Regions from separate parts of the Homo sapiens genome. Here region 2 is linked to region 1. A link is a loop called in an ENCODE intact Hi-C map of the cell type or tissue named here. Cell type or tissue: PC-9. All regions are shown on one strand. Links, peaks and the distances in the headings refer to the core of each region. The heading gives the core; the rest is flanking DNA.

Region 1 (8,871 bases), core at 473-8,472:
CCTTTTCAAAGACACAGCTTTTTGTTTCATGGATTTTCTCTACTATTTTTCTTTTTCCAACTCATTCTTTCTCAGTTTCTTTTTTTTTTGAAATGGAGCCTTGCTATGTTGCCCATGCTGAACTGTAACTCCTGGGTTCAAGCAATCCTCCCATCTCAGCCTCTCAAGTAGCTGGGACTACAGGTGTGCACCACTGCATCCTGCTCCCATTATTTCTAATCTTTATAACTTATTTCCTCCTGCTTGCTTTGAGTCTATTTTGATTTTCTTTTTCTGGGATCTTGAAGTGAGAGCTTGGATTATCCACTGAAGACTTTTCTCTTTTTCTAATGTGTGTATTTAGTGTTATAATCTCAGCACTGCCTCAGCTATGTGGCACAAATTTTGACATATTGTATTTTCATGTAAATTCAATGTATTTTCTCTTGAGAGCTCTTCTTTGACCCATGGATTATTTAGACATGGGTTGCATAGTTTCCAGGCCTTTGGAGGTTTCTTGGTATCTCTCCGTTACTGATGTTTAATTTGACTCCATTGTGACCTGAGAACATGCTTTGTATGATTTCAACTCTTAAATTTGTTGTTGAGGTTTGTTTTATGGCCCAGGTTATTGTCTATCTTGGTAGATACATCCTGTGGTCACTTGAAAGCATGTGTATTCTACTGTTGTCGGGTGGGGTGTTCTATAAATATCAGTTAGGTCCTGCTGGTTGATGGTGGTTATTGAGGTCTTCTATATCCTTGCTGATTTTCTGTTTAGTAGTACTATAAATTGAGAGTGGAGTTTGAAGTGTTCAATTATAATGGTAAACTTTTCCATTTCTCCTTTCAGCTCTATCAGGTTTTACTTCATGTGTTTTGAGGCTGTTTTTGGTACATATACCTTGAGGTTCTTGTGGATTGATCCTTTCATCATTATGTAATGTCCCTCTTTGTGTCCAACAGTCTTCTTTCTTCTGAAGTCCATTTAATCTGATTTTAATATAGCCATTCTTACTTTTTTTTAATAAACATCTGCATGATATATCCCTAGCTTTATTCTCATTTAGGTGCCTTTACCCTCCTCACTTTTCAAATATACTGGTGTTTCTTCTACATACATTGAATTCCACGAGATAGTGTTAAAATTTTTGCTTCAACCATCAAATATGATTTAAGAAATTAATTAGGACAACTTCTTATTATTTATCTTACTCTTTACTCATTCTGATGGTCTTCTTTCCTTTCTGAAGTCTCAAGCTTCTACTATATATATATTTTTAAAGTTTAGAGACCTTCCTATAGCCATACTTTAACGGTAAGATATATGAATTTGCTAGCAATAAATTCTTATAATTTTCCATTGTCTGAGACTGTCTTTATTTCCTTCTATTCCTACAGAATATTTTTTGCTAAATACAGGATTCATGGTTCTGCTCTTTTCTTTCGGTAATTGAATAAACTGCCACTTCATTCTGGCCTTCATGGTTTCAAACGAAAAATCTGTTGTCATTCAAATTACTGTTCTCATAAGTAATGTTTTTCTCTGCCTGTTTTCAAGCCTTTTCTTTGTCTTTTGTTTTCAGAAGTTAAGTTATGATGTGTCTTAGCATGGATTTGAGTTTTTGCTATTCGGGGTTCACTTAGTTTCTGAATTTGTAAATTTATACATTTCATCAAATTTGGGGAAATTTCAGTATTTCTTTGAATACTTTTTCAGTCTCTCTCTCATTCTGCTCTCTTTTTGAAATTCCAGTGACAAGTACTTTAGCTCTTTTGTTATTGGCTCAAAGGTCCTTTAGACTCTTTTTAATTTTTTTCTCCCAGTCTATTTTCTCTTTGTTCTTCAGATTGAGTTCATTCTATTCATCTGTCCCCAAGTTCACTGATTCAATCCTCTGTCATCTCCACTTTACTAGTGATTATATCCAGCAAGTTTTAATTTCAATCACTGTATTTTCTAGTATATAATTTTCATTCTTTATTATAACTTATTTCCTTACTGAGATATTCTAGGTTTTCATTTGTCTCAAGATTATTCAATTTTGTTGAAGCATTTTTATGATGGTTGCTTTAAAATCTTTGTCAGATAATTCCAATATCTGAATAATATTAATATTGTCATTTGTTGGTCTTTTGCCTTTCTTGTCTGAATTTCCTGGTTCTTGGTATGATCTGTGTTTTCTAATGTAGCCTAGATATTTTGAATATTATGAGACTCTGGGTTCTATTTAATCTTCCTATTTTTAGCAGGCAGTCTCCTGTTGAGGCATAATGTAAAAGCCAAGGAGGTGTGTATGCATGGCTTTGCACTGAGCTCTACCAAAAGCACCCCAGGAAAAGTGGGCACTGACTCACACTGCCTCAGTGCAGACGAGAGATGTACAAGTTCAGCTCCCCTCCCAGTCCAACTGACACCTTCCCATGAAAGTGGAGCACCAGCTCACACTGCCTTTTTGCCTCCAAGTGGAATATAAGATCAGCTCCTTGCTGGGCCCTGCTGACATTAGGAAAGGAGAAAGCAAAGGACTGACAATACTTTGTTGCTGCAGGGTGGAGGCAGAAGTTCAGCTCCCTGTTGTGCCCTTCTGGCACCAGCTGAGGGAAGGGGGGAAAAGGGAATACCAACTAGCCCCATGGGTGAAGACTTAATTCCTAGTGAGAGGGAGTAAGGATGAAGCCTAGTATTGACTAGTTTTGTCTCAGACTGGCTTAAGTAACATTGGTGCTGGGTAGCAGCAGAGGTTCAGCTTTCAGCTGGACCACACTGACACATCCTGGCAGAGGAATTAAAGCACTGTCTCCTTCTCCCCAGTGGAACTTGGAAGTCAGCTGCTTGCTTACTACTGCCAACACTACCCCAGCAGGAAAATAAGATTGCTGCTACTTACTTATGTTAGGTAGGAGAATCAGCATGTACTGCCTACTTCCAAGGGGTGGTGTGGGGCCACTGGTGTGTGGCTGCAGTACGGTGGGTATTGTCAAAAAGCCTTTCTATTGTTATAATTTCCTTTTACTGATCCTTTGGCTAGAAGGGACAGGCTTTTCTCCCCCTGTGCTTATTAGCAATTCCAGGTTGAAGGCTTCTGCAGTGTCCCGAGATATATGGGAGGCAAAGGAGAAAACTTACTGCCAGCTCATTCCTCAAGTCTCAATGTCTTTAGACAGCATGCTTTCTTATTCCGTCTTCTAGAGTGTTCCTATGCTTGTCTGTTGTGCTATATCCAGGGTGCTTAAGTTTCAAGAAGAAACAGCTGTGAGGAATAGGACTATACATTTTGGTGGACCTGGAAGTCTCTGTTTTATGTAATTTTATCCTTACATGTTAATCTACACTCTCCATTAGATCATAATGAATGTCTCACACATCTTGGTATCTTCTACATGTGCCTTCCATAAGTTTTCTAATATAGTAGGCCCTTGATAAATGTTTGGTGAATGCCCAACACGAAATGTTCATTTTGTGAAGACATATGCATCAGCAAAAGTGGACTGCTTATAGCCTGAAGCATGTAAGAGTGCATGGGTCAGCGGTAAAGAGTTGCGGAGGGATATCTTCAGATGGAAGAGAGGTAGCTCATCTGCATTGATGGCAATGCTTTTCTAATCTTTGATATTATATGACATATTTCTGGACTGGTCATCCCCTTTAGGCTAAAAGATGAAGTTTTGAATGCTGAAGTACAGTTTCTTTTTTTTTTTTTTTTGAGACAGACTTTTGCTCTTGTTCCCCAGACTGGAGTGCAACGGCACGATCTCGGCTCACTGCAACCTCCGCCTCCTGGGTTCAAGCGATTCTCCTGCCTCAGCCTCCCGAGTAGCTGGGACTACAGGCATGCGCCACCATGCCTGGCTAATTTTGTATTTTTAGTAGAGATGGGGTTTTTCCATGTTGGTCAGGCTGGTTTCGAACTCCCAACCTCAAGTGATCCACCCGCCTCAGCCTCCCAAAGTGCTGGGATTACAGGCATGAGCCACCGCATCCGGCCTAAAGTAAAGTTTCTTAAGTGATTGCAGCCAGCTTCGTTTGTCTAAGTTTTCTTAAGTCCTCACAGCCTTCTGAACTTGAAGGATCTCTCTAACTCTAGTCAGGGTAAGTCTGACAATGTTTGTAAGTGAAATTATGTTGTCAGAACTATGGCACCTAGTTCTTCCTGATAACCCCTTCATGTAGTAGATACAATATATGAGAGAAAAATTAAGACCTAAATCTCTGGCAAATATTTCCCCAATTTATAAGAAATATCTTGGACTCCCCATTCAAAGACATTCGAAGCACTTTTCTATTCTCCCTATCAGCATTCTAGAAACTGCAATGGATTTTAAACTAGACTTCTTGGATGGCTGGTGTCTTATGGTATTACTGTTTATTAAAATAATGTGCTACAAACTATGCTACTATTTAAACAAATACAGGTTGGAAGCAGTGATTAGTACAAAAAGAACAAAGCAGGTTACTAATTTTTCCCTAAGTCAGTCAGAATTTTTGGTCTGAAGGCATTTAATACTTCAGGTTTAGGAGAAAAGAGATTGGGGTAAGGGGGGAAAGAGTCTCTCCCAGTCAAACAAACAAACAAAAAGATTTGTTTTCAATCTCGCAGGCTTAGAACACAAATGAAAGACCAACATAAAAATACACTCAACTGATTCCTTGGTGTCTTTAAGGAATGTACTCATATACTATATAGAAACAGCCAATCATTGGTCACATTTTTACAAATTAGAGTCATGACCTGAAAGTTAATTATCTTTCTCATGTAATTCTATTCTTTTCACACTTGTTCAGCCAATACATGAAAAGCTTGATATATAGTGTGAGCAGCTGCTTATTTCTCAATCCAGTTGGCAAGACAAAAATATGGTTGGTTTTTAAACAAGTGCAGTCGTGTGGTTGAGGTTCCTAATGTGTAGTCACAGTGCCACCTAGTGGTTATGCAGAGATTAACTATTAAAGATACTGTTTATTACGGCGCAGAATTTCCCTTTATCAAAAGATTTACACTTACTTGGAAACCTTATTGATTCCAAAAGCAACTTGTTGATTAAGAGATGCGATAATTTTGTCTTTCTTTTTAATCTGCATTTGGTTTTCTTGCCACCGAAAAGTCACTGTTCTCAACTGTCTTTTGAAATCCTGATCAATAAAAAATATTATTTCAGATAATTATGTTCAAGTCACCAGAAATTGAAAGAAAAAAGCAAACTAAGTTCTTTTCAAACAGAAAGCACCAGTAAGTTTAATATTTGAAATACTTCTCACTTCCATCAGATCTAATGGCAAAAATACTTACTTCACACTGATAGTGCAATTTATAAAGCTGCCTTTGACGAGCAAGCCTTTCCTTTTCAGTTTCTCCATAGTCTGTAGTTACTTTGCCAGCTGAGCCCTATTGAGCACAGGAAATATGCATGTATTATTTTCCTCAAAAAAAAATTTTAGTTATTTGAAAGGGATTTAAAGTTGCCATCTAACTCCTTTCACGTTTTTTGTCTCAAGTCAAACACTCAATTTAGATAAACCCACCTCCCCTCAATTACAGCATTTAATAAACAGTACCAGTTACTTGCCTGTTGCTGCTGCTGCTGGATACCACTACCGGCATGCTTACCATTTCTTTTTTTTTAATTATTATACTTTAAGTTTTAGGGTACATGTGCACAATGTGCAGGTTTGTTACATATGTATACATGTGCCATGTTGGTGTGCTGCACCCATTAACTCGTCATTTAACATTAGGTATATCTCATAATGCTATCTCTTCCCCCTCCCTCCACCTCACAACAGGCCCCGATGTGTGATGTTCCCCTTCCTGTGTCCATGTGTTCTCATTGTTCAATTCCCACCTATGAGTGAGAACATGTGGTGTTTCGTTTTTTGTCCTTGCGATAGTTTGCTGAGAATGATGGTTTCCAGCTTCTTCCATGTCCCTAAAAAGGACATGAACTCATCATTTTTTATGGCTGCATAGTATTCCGTGGTGTATATGTGCCACATTTCCTTAATCCAGTCTATCATTGTTGGACATTTGGGTTGGTTCCAAGTCTTTGCTATTGTGAATAGTGCTGCAATAAACATACGTGTGCATGTATCTTTATAGCAGCATGATTTATAATCCTTTGGGTATATACCCAGTAATGGGATGGCTGGGTCAAATGGTATCTCTAGTTCTAGATCCCTGAGGAATCGCCACATGGACTTCCACAATGGTTGACCTAGTTTACAGTCCCACCAACAGTGTAAAAGTGTTCCTATTTCTCCATATCCTCTCCAGCACCTGTTGTTTCCTGACTTTTTAATGACTGCCATTCTAACTGGTGTGAGATGGTATCTCATTGTGGTTTTGATTTGCATTTCTCTGATGGCCAGTGATGATGAGTATTTTTTCATCTGTCTTTTGGCTGCATATATGTGTTCTTTTGAGAAGTGTCTGTTCATATCCTTTGCCCACCTGTTGATGGGGTTGTTTTTTTCTTGTAAATTTGTTTGAGTTCATTGCAGATTCTGGATATTAGCCCTTTGTCAGATGAGTAGGTTGCAAAAATTTTCTCCCATTCTGTAGGTTGCCTGTTGACTCTGATGGTAGTTTCTTTTGCTGTGCAGAAGCTCTTTAGTTTAATTAGATCCCATTTGTCAATTTTGGCTTTTGTTGCCATTGCTTTTGGTGTTTTAGACATGAAGTCCTTGCCCATGCCTATGTCCTGAATGGTATTGCCTAGGTTTTCTTCTAGGGTTTTTATGGTTTTAGGTCTAACATTTAAGTCTTTAATCCATCTTGAATTGGTTTTTGTACAAGGTGTAAGGAAGGGATCCAGTTTCAGCTTTCTACATATGGCTAGCCAGTTTTCCCAGCACCATTTATTAAATAGGGAATCCTTTCCCAATTTCTGTTTTTGTCAGGTTTTTCAAAGATCAGATAGTTGTAGATATGTGGCATTATTTCTGAGGGCTCCGTTCTGTTCCATTGGTCTATATCTCTGTTTTGGTACCAGTACCATGCTGTTTTCGTTACTGTAGCCTTGTAGTATACTTTGAAGTCAGGTAGTGTGATGCCTCCAGCTTTGTTCTTGTGCCTTAGGATTGACTTCGCAATGCAGGCTCTTTTTTGGTTCCATATGAACTTTAAAGTGGTTTTTTCCAATTCTGTGAAAAAAGTCATTGGTAGCTTGATGGGGATGGAATTGAATCTATAAATTACCTTGGGCAGTATGGCCATTTTCACAATATTGATTCTTCCTACCCATGAGCATGGAATGTTCTTCCATTTCTTTGTATCCTCTTTTATTTTGTTGAGCAGTGGTTTGTAGTTCTCCTTGAAGAGGTCCTTCACATCCCTTGTAAGTTGGATTCCTAGGTATTTTATTCTCTTTGAAGCAATTGTGAATGGGAGTTCACTCATGATTTGGCTCTCTGTTTGTCTGTTATTGGTGTATAAGAATGCTTGTGATTTTTGCACATTGATTTTATATCCTGAGACTTTGCTGAAGTTGCTTATCAGCTTAAGGAGATTTTGGGCTGAGATGATGGAGTTTTCTAGACATACAATCATGTCATCTGCAAACAGGGACAATTTGACTTCCTCTTTTCCTAATTGAATACCCTTTATTTCCTTCTCCTGCCTGATTGCCCTGGCCAGAACTTCCAACACTATGTTGAATAGGAGTGGTGAGAGAGGGCATCCCTGTCTTGTGCCAGTTTTCAAAGGGAATGCTTCCAGTTTTTGCCCATTCAGTATGATATTGGCTGTGGGTTTGTCATAGATAGCTCTTACTATTTTGAGATACATCCCATCAATACCTAATTTATTGAGAGTTTTTAGCATGAAGGCGTTGTTGAATTTTGTCAAAGGCCTTTTCTGCATCTATTGAGATATCATGTGGTTTTTGTCTTTGGTTCTGTTTATATGCTGGATTTATTGATTTGCGTATGTTGAACCAGCCTTGCATCCCAGTGATGAAGCCCACTTGATCATGGTGGATAAGCTTTTTGATGTGCTGCTGGATTCAGTTTGCCAGTATTTTATTGAGGATTTTTGCATCGATGTTCATCAGGGATATTGGTCTAAAATTCTCTTTTTTTGTTATGTCTCTGCCCGGCTTTGCTATCAGGATGATGCTGGCCTCATAAAACAAGTTAGGGAGGATTCCCTCTTTTTCTATTGATTGGAATAGTTTCGGAAGGAATGGTACCAGCTCCTCCTTGTACCTCTGGTAGAATTCGGCTGTGAATCCATCTGGTCCTGGACTTTTTTTTGGTTGGTAAGCTATTAATTATTGCCTCAATTTCAGAGCCTGTTATTGGTCTATTCAGAGATTCAACTTCTTCCTGGTTTAGTCTTGGGAGGGTGTATATGTCGAGGAATTTATCCATTTCTTCTAGATTTTCTAGTTTATTTGCGTAGAGGTGTTTATAGTATTCTCTGATGGTAGTTTGTATTTCTGTGGGATTGGTGGTGATATCCCCTTTATCATTTTTTATTGTGTCTATTTGATTCTTCTCTCTTTTCTTCTTTATTAGTCTTGCTAGCGGTCTATCAATTTTGTTGATCTTTTCAAAAAACCAGCTCCTGGATTCATTGATTTTTTGAAGGGTTTTTTGTGTCTCTATCCCCTTCAGTTCTGCTCTGATCTTAGTTATTTCTTGCCTTCTGCTAGCTTTTGAATGTGTTTGCTCTTGCTTCTCTAGTTCTTTTAATTGTGATGTTAGGGTGTCAATTTTAGATCTTTCCTGCTTTCTCTTGTGGGCATTTAGTGCTACAAATTTCCCTCTACACACTGCTTTGAATGTGTCCCAGAGATTCTGGTATGTTGTGTCTTTGTTCTCGTTGGTTTCAAAGAACATCTTTATTTCTGCCTTCATTTCGTTATGTACCCAGTAGTCATTCAGGAGCAGGT
Region 2 (8,871 bases), core at 43-8,042, 220 kb before region 1:
TTATAAACAAAAATGGAGTGGGAAAGATGCTTCGAGATCAATCTAACCATAGGTCCCAATGAGCTAACTGCCTAGTGCATTCCCTAGGCTGAAAGATAAGTCTATGAGGCTCTTTCCTGCTAGGGCAGTGGTAATGATGAAGTGAGCAGAGACAGAAAGAGTCATTTATTAATGCATTCTTCAATTCATCAAGCATCTATTGTATATGGTAGACTTATATGCACCGGACTCTGGGATAGACCATATGGAGACAAAGTTAATAAAGCCAGGCATGGACCATGTCCTTTTGGAGTTTACAAGCCAGAGGAGTTGTTAATCAAGTAAATTACATTATGAGTATAAAATTGCAACTCTGAACAAGCACTAGGAAAGGGCCAGACCAATTCAGCTCAAGGTTTTACAAACAATGTTAGTTCAGTTATTAATTCAGTGAACATGAAGGACATTATCTGGCCACTTTCAGAATATGTTTGAGATCTTGGAAAGGGTACATTTCAGTGCCTTTCCTTGTTTTTGCAAAGGCGTTGTTGTTGAATTGGTGCAAAAGCACAAGGGGGAAGGATTATGTAGGTTTTTCATTACCTGGAAGAAAACAAATATTTTTGAAAGAAAAAATATTTAATTCGATTTTAAATTAATTATAATTACTTGCCAATGTTGGTAATAGCACAACTTCAATCTTGGACTCAGATTGGTTAGCACCACTTTGTTTATTTTTCCATACTGATTTTCATGTATTTGCTTTTTTTAAAAATTAAACTTTTTATTTTGTGATAATTATAGATTAACATGTAATTATAAGAAATATACAGAGATCTTTCACTCATTTCCTCTAATGGTGACAGCTATCAAAACCACAGTAAAATATCACAATAGGTACTATATTACATTGACATTGACACAGTCAAGCTACAGAATATTTCCATCACCACAAGGATCTCATGTTGCCCTTTTATAATCCCACCCACTTCCTTCCTGCCTCCACCTCCTCAACACCTGATGACCACTAAACTGTTCTCCATTTCTTTTCTTTTCTTTTTCTTTTTCTTTTTTTTTATTTTGAGACGGAGTCTCACTCTGTTGCCCAGACTAGAGTGCAGTGGCACAATCTTGGCTCACTACAACCTCCAATTCCCTGGTCAAGCGATTCTCCTGCTCAGCCTCCTGTGTAGCTGGGATTACAGGCACGTGCCACTATGCCCAGCTAATTTTTGTATTTTTAGTAGAGATGAGGTTTCACCATGTTGGCCAGGATGGTCTCGATCTCCTGACATCGTGATCCATCTGCCTTGGCCTCCCAAGGTGCTGGGATTATAGGTGTGAGTCACAGCGCCCGGCCTAACTGTTCTCCATTTCTATAATTTTGTCATTTAAAGAATGATATATAAATAGAATTATACAATATGTAACCTTTTGGAACTTGCTTTTAAAACCCAGCATAATTCTCTGGAGATTAATTCATGTTGCATGTATCATTAGTCAGTTCCTTTCTATTGCTGAGTTAGTATTCCATGATATGAGTATACCATAGTTTGCTTAACTAGTCACCAGTGAAGGACATATGGGTTGTTTCTGGTTTGGGGTGACTATGAACAATGCTGCTATAAAAATTCAGGTATAGGTGTGAGATAAATGCTCAGAAGAAATTGCTGGGTTATATGGTAATTGCATGCTTCCTTTTTCAACAAATTGCCTTACTATTTTCCAAAGAGACTGTACCATTTTACATTCCCACCAGTACAGTGTGAATGATTCAGTTTCTCTACATCTCCACTAGCATTTGGTGTTGTCACTATTTTTTATTTTAGCCATTCTTATAGCTATATAGTGATAACTCTTTGTAGTTTTTTTTTAAATTTTTTTTATTTTTTGGAGATGATGTCTCACTATCTTGCCCAGGCTGGTCTTCAACTCCTGAGCTCAAGGGATCCTCCTGTGTCAGCCTCCTGAGTAGCTGAGACTACAGCCATGCACTATTGCACCTGCCTCTCTTTGTGGTTTTTAATTGTGTTTTCCTAATGTCTAATGACGTTGAACACCGTTCAATGTACTTATTTGCAATCTGTATAACCTGTTTAGTGAAATATCTGTTCATGTCTTTTGCCCATTTTCCAATGGAATTTTTTTAACTGTTGAATTTTGAGGGTTCATTATATATTTTTAGATACTAGTCTTTTGTCAGATACGTGTTTTGCAAATATTTTCTTTCCATCTGTAGTTTATCTTTTCATCCTCTTAACAGGGTCTGGGTCTTTCACAGACTAAAGTTTTAAATTTGATAACAATTTTTCCATTTTTTTCTTTTATAGGTAGTGATTTTGATGTGAAGTCTAAGAAGTCTTTGACTAGTGCTAGAGCCCAATGTTTTTTTTTTCCATTTTATAGTTTTGCATTTTACATTTATGTCTGTAATCTACGTTGAGTTAATTTTTATATAAGATATAGGTCTTAGATTAATGCTTATTTTTTCATCTGTGGATGTCCAATTGCTCCAGCATCTTTAGTTGTAAAGGCTCTTTTCTTTATTGAAATACATTAGCAACTTTGTGATGAATCAGCTGGGCATATTTCTTGTGAGTCTGTTTCTGAGTTCTCTATTCTGTTCCATTGATATGTATGTGTCTGTTCTTCTGACAATACCACACAATCTTGATTATCTTAGCTATATAATAAGTATTGAAATTGGGTAGACTGATTACTTTCACTTTATTTCTCTTTTTCAAAATTGTTTTAGCTATATCTAGTTGCCTTGCCTGTCCACATAAATTTTAGAATAAATTTATTTATATCTTTAAAAAAATCTTTCAGAGATTTTGGTTTCCCTCATGAATACAGATGTGAAACCTCAGCAATATATTAGCAAATCAAATTCAGCAATATATTATGAGAATTATACACCACCAGCAAGTGTAGTTTATTCCAGGGATGGAAGTTAGGTCTAATATTTGAAAATCAATCATATTAAAAGATCAAAGAGGAAAAATCACATGATCATATCAATTGATGCAGAGAAGGCATTTGACAAAATTCAATACCCATTCAAGCTATGAATGTCTTTGGGTTTATCCTGCTTTTGGTTCAGTCAGCTTCCTTTTTTTTTTTTTTTTTGAGACGGAGTCTCGCTCTGTCGCCCAGGCTGGAGTGCAGTGGCGTGATCTCGGCTCACTGCAAGCTCCGTCTCCCGGGTTCACGCCATTCTCCTGCCTCAGCCTCCCGAGTAGCTGGGACTACAGGCACCCGCCACCACGCCCGGCTATTTCTGTATTTTTAGTAGAGACGGGGTTTCACCATGTTAGCCAGGATGGTCTCAATCTCCTGACCTCGTGATCCGCCCACCTCAGCCTCCCAAAGTGCTGGGATTACAGGCATGAACCACCGCCCCCCGCCAGTCAGTTTCTTTTAATGTGCAGGTTTATGTCTCTTGCTGAATCTGGGGAATTTCTAGCTATGATTTCTTTGAATACCATTTCAGTCCCATTCTTTTTCTCCTCTCTTTTGGAAACACCAATGACATACATATTAGATCTGTTATAATCCCACATATTTCCAAGGCTCTGTTTATTCGTTCAGTCTACTTTCCTCTCTTTTGTTCACACTGGGTAACTTTCATTGCTCAGTCTCCCAGTTCACTGATTCTCCTGTCCTCTCCATTCTGCTCTTGAGCCCATCCACTGAGGTGTTCATTTTGGTGGTTGTTCTAAAATTTCCCTTTGGTTCTTCTTCATATCTTTTATTTCCTTGCTGAGGCTTTCTAGTTCATCATTCATCTCAAGCATGTTCATAATTGCTCATCTATGTATTTTTGTTATGGCTGCTTTAAAATCTCTTTCAGATCATTGTTGCATCTTGGTTCTCTTGGTGTTAGCATTCATTGATTGTCTTTTGCCATTCAGTTGAAATCATCCTGGTTCTTAGTATTACTATGATGTGATGGTTTTTTTTTTTTTTTTTTTTTTTTTTGAGACCGAGTCTTGCTCTTTCGCCCAGGCCGGAGTGCAGTGGCGCTATCTGGGCTCACTGCAAGCTCTGCCTCCCGGGTTCACACCATTCTCCTGCCTCAGCCTCCCGAGTAGCTGGGACTACAGGTCCGCCGCCGCGCCCGGCTAATTTTTTGTATTTTTAGTAGAGACGGGGTTTCACCGTGTTAGCCAGGATGGTCTCGATCTCCTGACCTCGTGATCCGCCCGCCTCGACCTCCCGAAGTGCTGGGATTTCAGGCGTGAGCCACGCGCCTGGCTGATAGTATTTTTAAAAATTGAAACCTGGACATTTTTGTCTTATGTTAAGGAGACTCAATCATATTTAGACTATTTTAACTGGTTTTTCTAAGAGCTCTGACAAGTGTAGAGGGGCACTGCCTTGTTACCGCTAGGTGGAAGCAGAAGTCTAGGTTCCCTACCCAGCCTCCTGAGGACAGGTGGGAAGTCCTTGTTACTGCTAGATTGGGGGAGAGTTTCTGCTGCTGATGGGGTCTCCACTGACACTAGCGTGGGGTGGTCTCATTGCTGCTGGTGAAACTGAGTGTCGTGACTCTCCACTAAGTTTCTTCTGACATCTTCTTCCCCATGTGGTGAGAGGAAGAGTGCCTCATTACAGCTGGGTAAGAAGTCCAGGGTCCTCCAGTGATCTCTGCAGATACCACCATGGGATAAACGGTGGGGCCTTGTTATCAGGATGGGTGGTTTTGGGATGAAAATCCTGCCTCGCTACTTGGACTTTGTTAACACTGCCCCGGTGGGAATTTTGGAATGCCTCATTGCAGTTTATTGAGTGAGGAAGTGTAACTTCCCACAGTGAGTTTGTCTGCATGGGTGGGAGGGAGGCCACAGTTTTCTTCATGCTGTTTGAATGGAATAGAGAGGTTATAGCTAAAAGTTTTCTGTCTTGCTAGGCTTCCCTATCCTGGTCCTTTTAGAGAGAGAAGGCCTTTTTGTCCGTGCTCATTGGCATTTTCAGGTCTCTGGCTTCTTCAGTTCCCAGTAAGGAATATATGATACAGAAAGGGAAACCGGGGAACTCACTGCTTTGTTGTTTTCTGAGTCTCTAGGGCCCTAGCTGGTTGGCTGCTTCTCTCCATATAATGTCCAGAGTTTTCTTATGTATAACGTCCGGAGTTTTACTTGTATTTAACAGAGGGAATAGGGATAAGTACTTCTACTCAATCCTTCCAGAAGCAGAAGCCAGTCAATTAATTTTTCTGATTAATGCATTTTTATTCCACATGTAGTCTCTTCTTGAGTTCAGTAAATAAGAATCTACATAATTCGCAAAGGAACATGGACATACCCAAAATATATGCCCAGAATCCAAACACTATTCACCTTCATCACAGTCTCTACTGTGGTCCAAACCACGACCGTCTCTCATCTGAATTATTGGAATGATCTCATGACTGCTTGCCCCTACCCGCTACTTTCTATATTTATTACAGAATCCATAGGGATCCTATTAAAACATGAGTCTGATCACTGCTGAAAATTTTCCCACGTGTTCCCCAACCACCCTCAGGGTAAAAGCAGAAATCTGTACAATGGCTTACAAGGCCCTACAAATTCTGCACCCACCCTTTTGACCTCACTTCCTCCTATTCTGCCCCTCACTCAATCTGATGCAACCATGGTGTTCCTCTCACATGTGGGGCTTATCCCCACCTCAGGATCTTTGCATTAGTTCTTTCCTTTGTCTGCAACACTCTTGCCCCATATGTATCCTCGTGGATAGCTCCTTCACTTCTTGCAGATCTTTGTTCAAATGTATAACCTTCCCAGGCCTTTCCTTACCATCTTGGTTAACGCTGCAACCATCTGTCACTTTCTCTACCCTCCATGTTCCTCTTCTTGCTTTATATTCTCCGTAGCAATTTCCTCTTCTAATATACCATGCACTTTACTATTTTAGTTTGTTTACTTTTCTCCTCTCTCCCATGCATTTTACTATTTTAGTTTCTTTACTTTTCGCCTCTCTCCATTAAAATATAAACCCATGCAGGGTATGATGTATTGTCTATTTTATTGCTGTGTTGTCCACATTAAAAACAGTGCCTGACATATAGGAAGTGCTCAATAAATATCTGCTGAATGAATAAATGACCTTCCAAGCTTCGTTGAGGTAGAAATTTTTCATGATGCAGCAATAGCTCTGGTGGTCTGAGTGACAGCAGCTGTGATGATGACAAAAGATGAACTCTATTACATGTTCCTTTGGAAGCATTTATACATGGATCCCTGTCTTAATATTCTACTGTATTTCTTAGGTATTCTTTATCCCTCTGCTTCCCTCTGCCTTTCTCAGTCCAAACCTACTACCAACTATGTGGTTTTCTCAATAATCTCTAGATTTAAAAAAAAAAGAATCTGACTCATCCAGTGAATTGACAAAGCTCCTATAACATCACATTGTAGGTCAGTGGCCATGGAATCCCTTGGCTCAGTCTTGGGTCGTGTGGTATAGTAAATGGGTACCTCTGCTTGATAAATTGCCTAGGGCAGTTCTCTCAGCAACAGCAAGAGGACAAAGCAGAGGCCCAAGAATGAATCAATTCTTTTCTAATGTTCTTAGACAACTCAGACAACTCTGTAGATTTGTAAAATTTTAGATTTAAAAATAAAATCCTCAAATCCTTCTATTAACGGTTACATCTGTATCCAAGCTACTCAGCCAGCATCTTAGAAAACAAAAACATAATCATAGCTAAACATTTACCAAAAATGACCCCTGACTTTTTAGACATTCTGGCTAGGAAAAGATTTAGCTCCTTGAAAAACTTAAGAATCTATTCAACAAGTAGCAAATAGTTTAACTCAACTTTTATTTTTGAAATGAAATTGAATTTTAGTATAGAACAAGTAGAAGGGCTTTCCTCTTGCGTTTAATGTTTTGTCAGAAAAGTGACAAAGCCCTTTTCTTTGAAGCCTATCCTAGTGGGACCCCACAAGACCCTTGAGAGTTCTTGGGGTATAGGGAGAATTCTGTGTCTCAGATATTATGGCTCCACTACAGTGCTTTTCTGAGATCTCTTGGAAATATACAAAAACAAAAATGTCAGAATCAACTGCTGCTGCCCAGCATGACAGGTAAGAGACAGCAGTGCAGAACTGGTGTAAACTTTGAATTTTTGGTAGGAATTCTTTTCCTAGCCATACTCAGGGAAAAACTGCTTTTAACATGCAGAATGAATGTAATTAGACTCATTGCATAATCTCCCATTTTTTATGTAAAATGACAAATACATTATAAACAAACTGTTCCATGACAAGCAACTTACAAAACATGAAAAAATAATATTAAGCATATTTTTCCCTAGGAAATGTCTATCATATCCAACAGCTGTTTGTCATTATGTTGTTTGGTGGGCTTTTTTCTCTTGTATCTACAGATGAAAGGAAAAGGCTATTATGAATGAAGTGTGATAAAATTACTAAATCTGAAAGAACCAGTGGAATGATTTCATATGAGTATATTTAATTTTGGAGAAATGAGACCAATTTGAAATTTCAGTAGAGCCTTTTGTTTTCACTTTTCTTTAGAATCGTTTCTTTTTTCCTATTGAACATGAGGTATTGATTAAGCAAGCTTTTATTTACTTTTCATTGAAGCCCTCCAAAAGTAGAGCTGAAGAGTTTGCCTTTCACTGGTGACATAAGTAATGCTATTAAGCAAAATGCACATAGAAATAACTAAGATCTTCCTGTTTTTCCACCTTATGGAACATCCCTTTATAATTGAATAAGCTTTTAATTCTCCTGATTAGAGTGCAACATTACCCAAATTGAAAGGTGGTAGATTAAATAGTAATGTGTCTAAATTAGATGAATTATCTGCTGATTAGAATAGAATGACAAGTGATTACCATGCTTTTTTCATCTTCATTTGCCCAATTATCTTTACTTCTTTAATTATCATGGGTAGAAAATGAGGACAATAAAATTTTCAAGACAGAAATTTGTATCATTTTAGTGCAGCTAACATTGACAAACAGCAGCCAAGTAAAATAATCAGGACACAATGTCAACACTTAAAAAGTCAATTTTGTGATATTGCTTTCTTAATATTTAGTGTACTTAGTGTCAGCCATTTGAGCCATAGTGAATCTGGTGCAATCATTAAACAAAAGTCTTAAGAGGGAAAGTTGCCCTTTCCCCCTTCCCTCTGGCCCTAATAACACTTTAGGGCTATAAATTTCTGAAAAATAAAACACCAACTCGCCTAGCAGCCAGCATCCGAGAACAATGTAGCTCTGCCAACCACTGCTAATGAAGGACCTGAGACTTTTCTGACTTAATTCAGCAATGCAGAGTAGATGGAATTGCACTGATTTGAATCTTCTTGAGGGCAGAGACTCATGCATTCCTCTTTATAACCCCAGTGTCTAAAACTATGCTGCCACATTGTAGGCAAACAATTAAATATGGCAAAAGCAAATACATGTGGTGTGAGAAAGGTAATTCTTTCCTATGTTATAATACTCAGTCTTTTCCCATAATATCTTCCCTACATCAAGAAAGGTTTACTTGATGTAAATGCTCCAGTGTAAAATTGGAGGCTAAAAAGCAGGGCAGTGGCAACAAAGCACAAGCATGGCTTATTTCTGCAAAGAGATGCCTGTGCATTTGGGTGGGTATTTCTAAGTAGACTGTATGGTCTAAATATGGGTCTTTGTAGGCAGTAACAGGTAACAATGACAGGATCCTAAATAAAGTACTAACCCCTCTGTCTCTTAAGTTTCTTATTTGCATACTCCAAAGGAGGACTGGCCTTCAAATACGATAATGTGAAATCAAGCAATTATTGAAAACATTAATTCACCACTGTAGTATAGTAGATATGAATTATTCAACACTCTACTACAAGAAATTTTACATTGCTTTATTT

Evidence for each region. A loop is a pair of places that touch in the nucleus more often than their neighbours do. Peaks named below come from ENCODE experiments on the same cell type or tissue, not always from the same donor. Only the 100,000 strongest peaks of a DNase experiment are listed, where the experiment ranks them.
Region 2: it touches region 1 in a loop (8-fold over the local background); 4 of 110 quality-filtered maps call a loop at or near these places.

What each region holds. Positions count from the first base shown.
Region 1 is chr3:108,658,372-108,667,242 of GRCh38, reverse strand. It overlaps DZIP3 (DAZ interacting zinc finger protein 3), which reads right to left. Exons shown (of 33, transcript NM_014648.4): 20 at 5,271-5,366; 21 at 4,986-5,113. Among named protein-coding and RNA genes, the nearest start is that of DZIP3, 73 kb to the right of the region's middle. In PC-9, for the core only: CTCF peaks have their summits at 4,709 and 4,910 (motif pointing left); a DNase peak (open chromatin) is centred at 4,902.
Region 2 is chr3:108,875,632-108,884,502 of GRCh38, reverse strand. No RefSeq gene overlaps it. Among named protein-coding and RNA genes, the nearest start is that of TRAT1, 57 kb to the right of the region's middle. In PC-9, for the core only: a CTCF peak has its summit at 4,369 (motif pointing right); no DNase peak of the experiment used is centred there.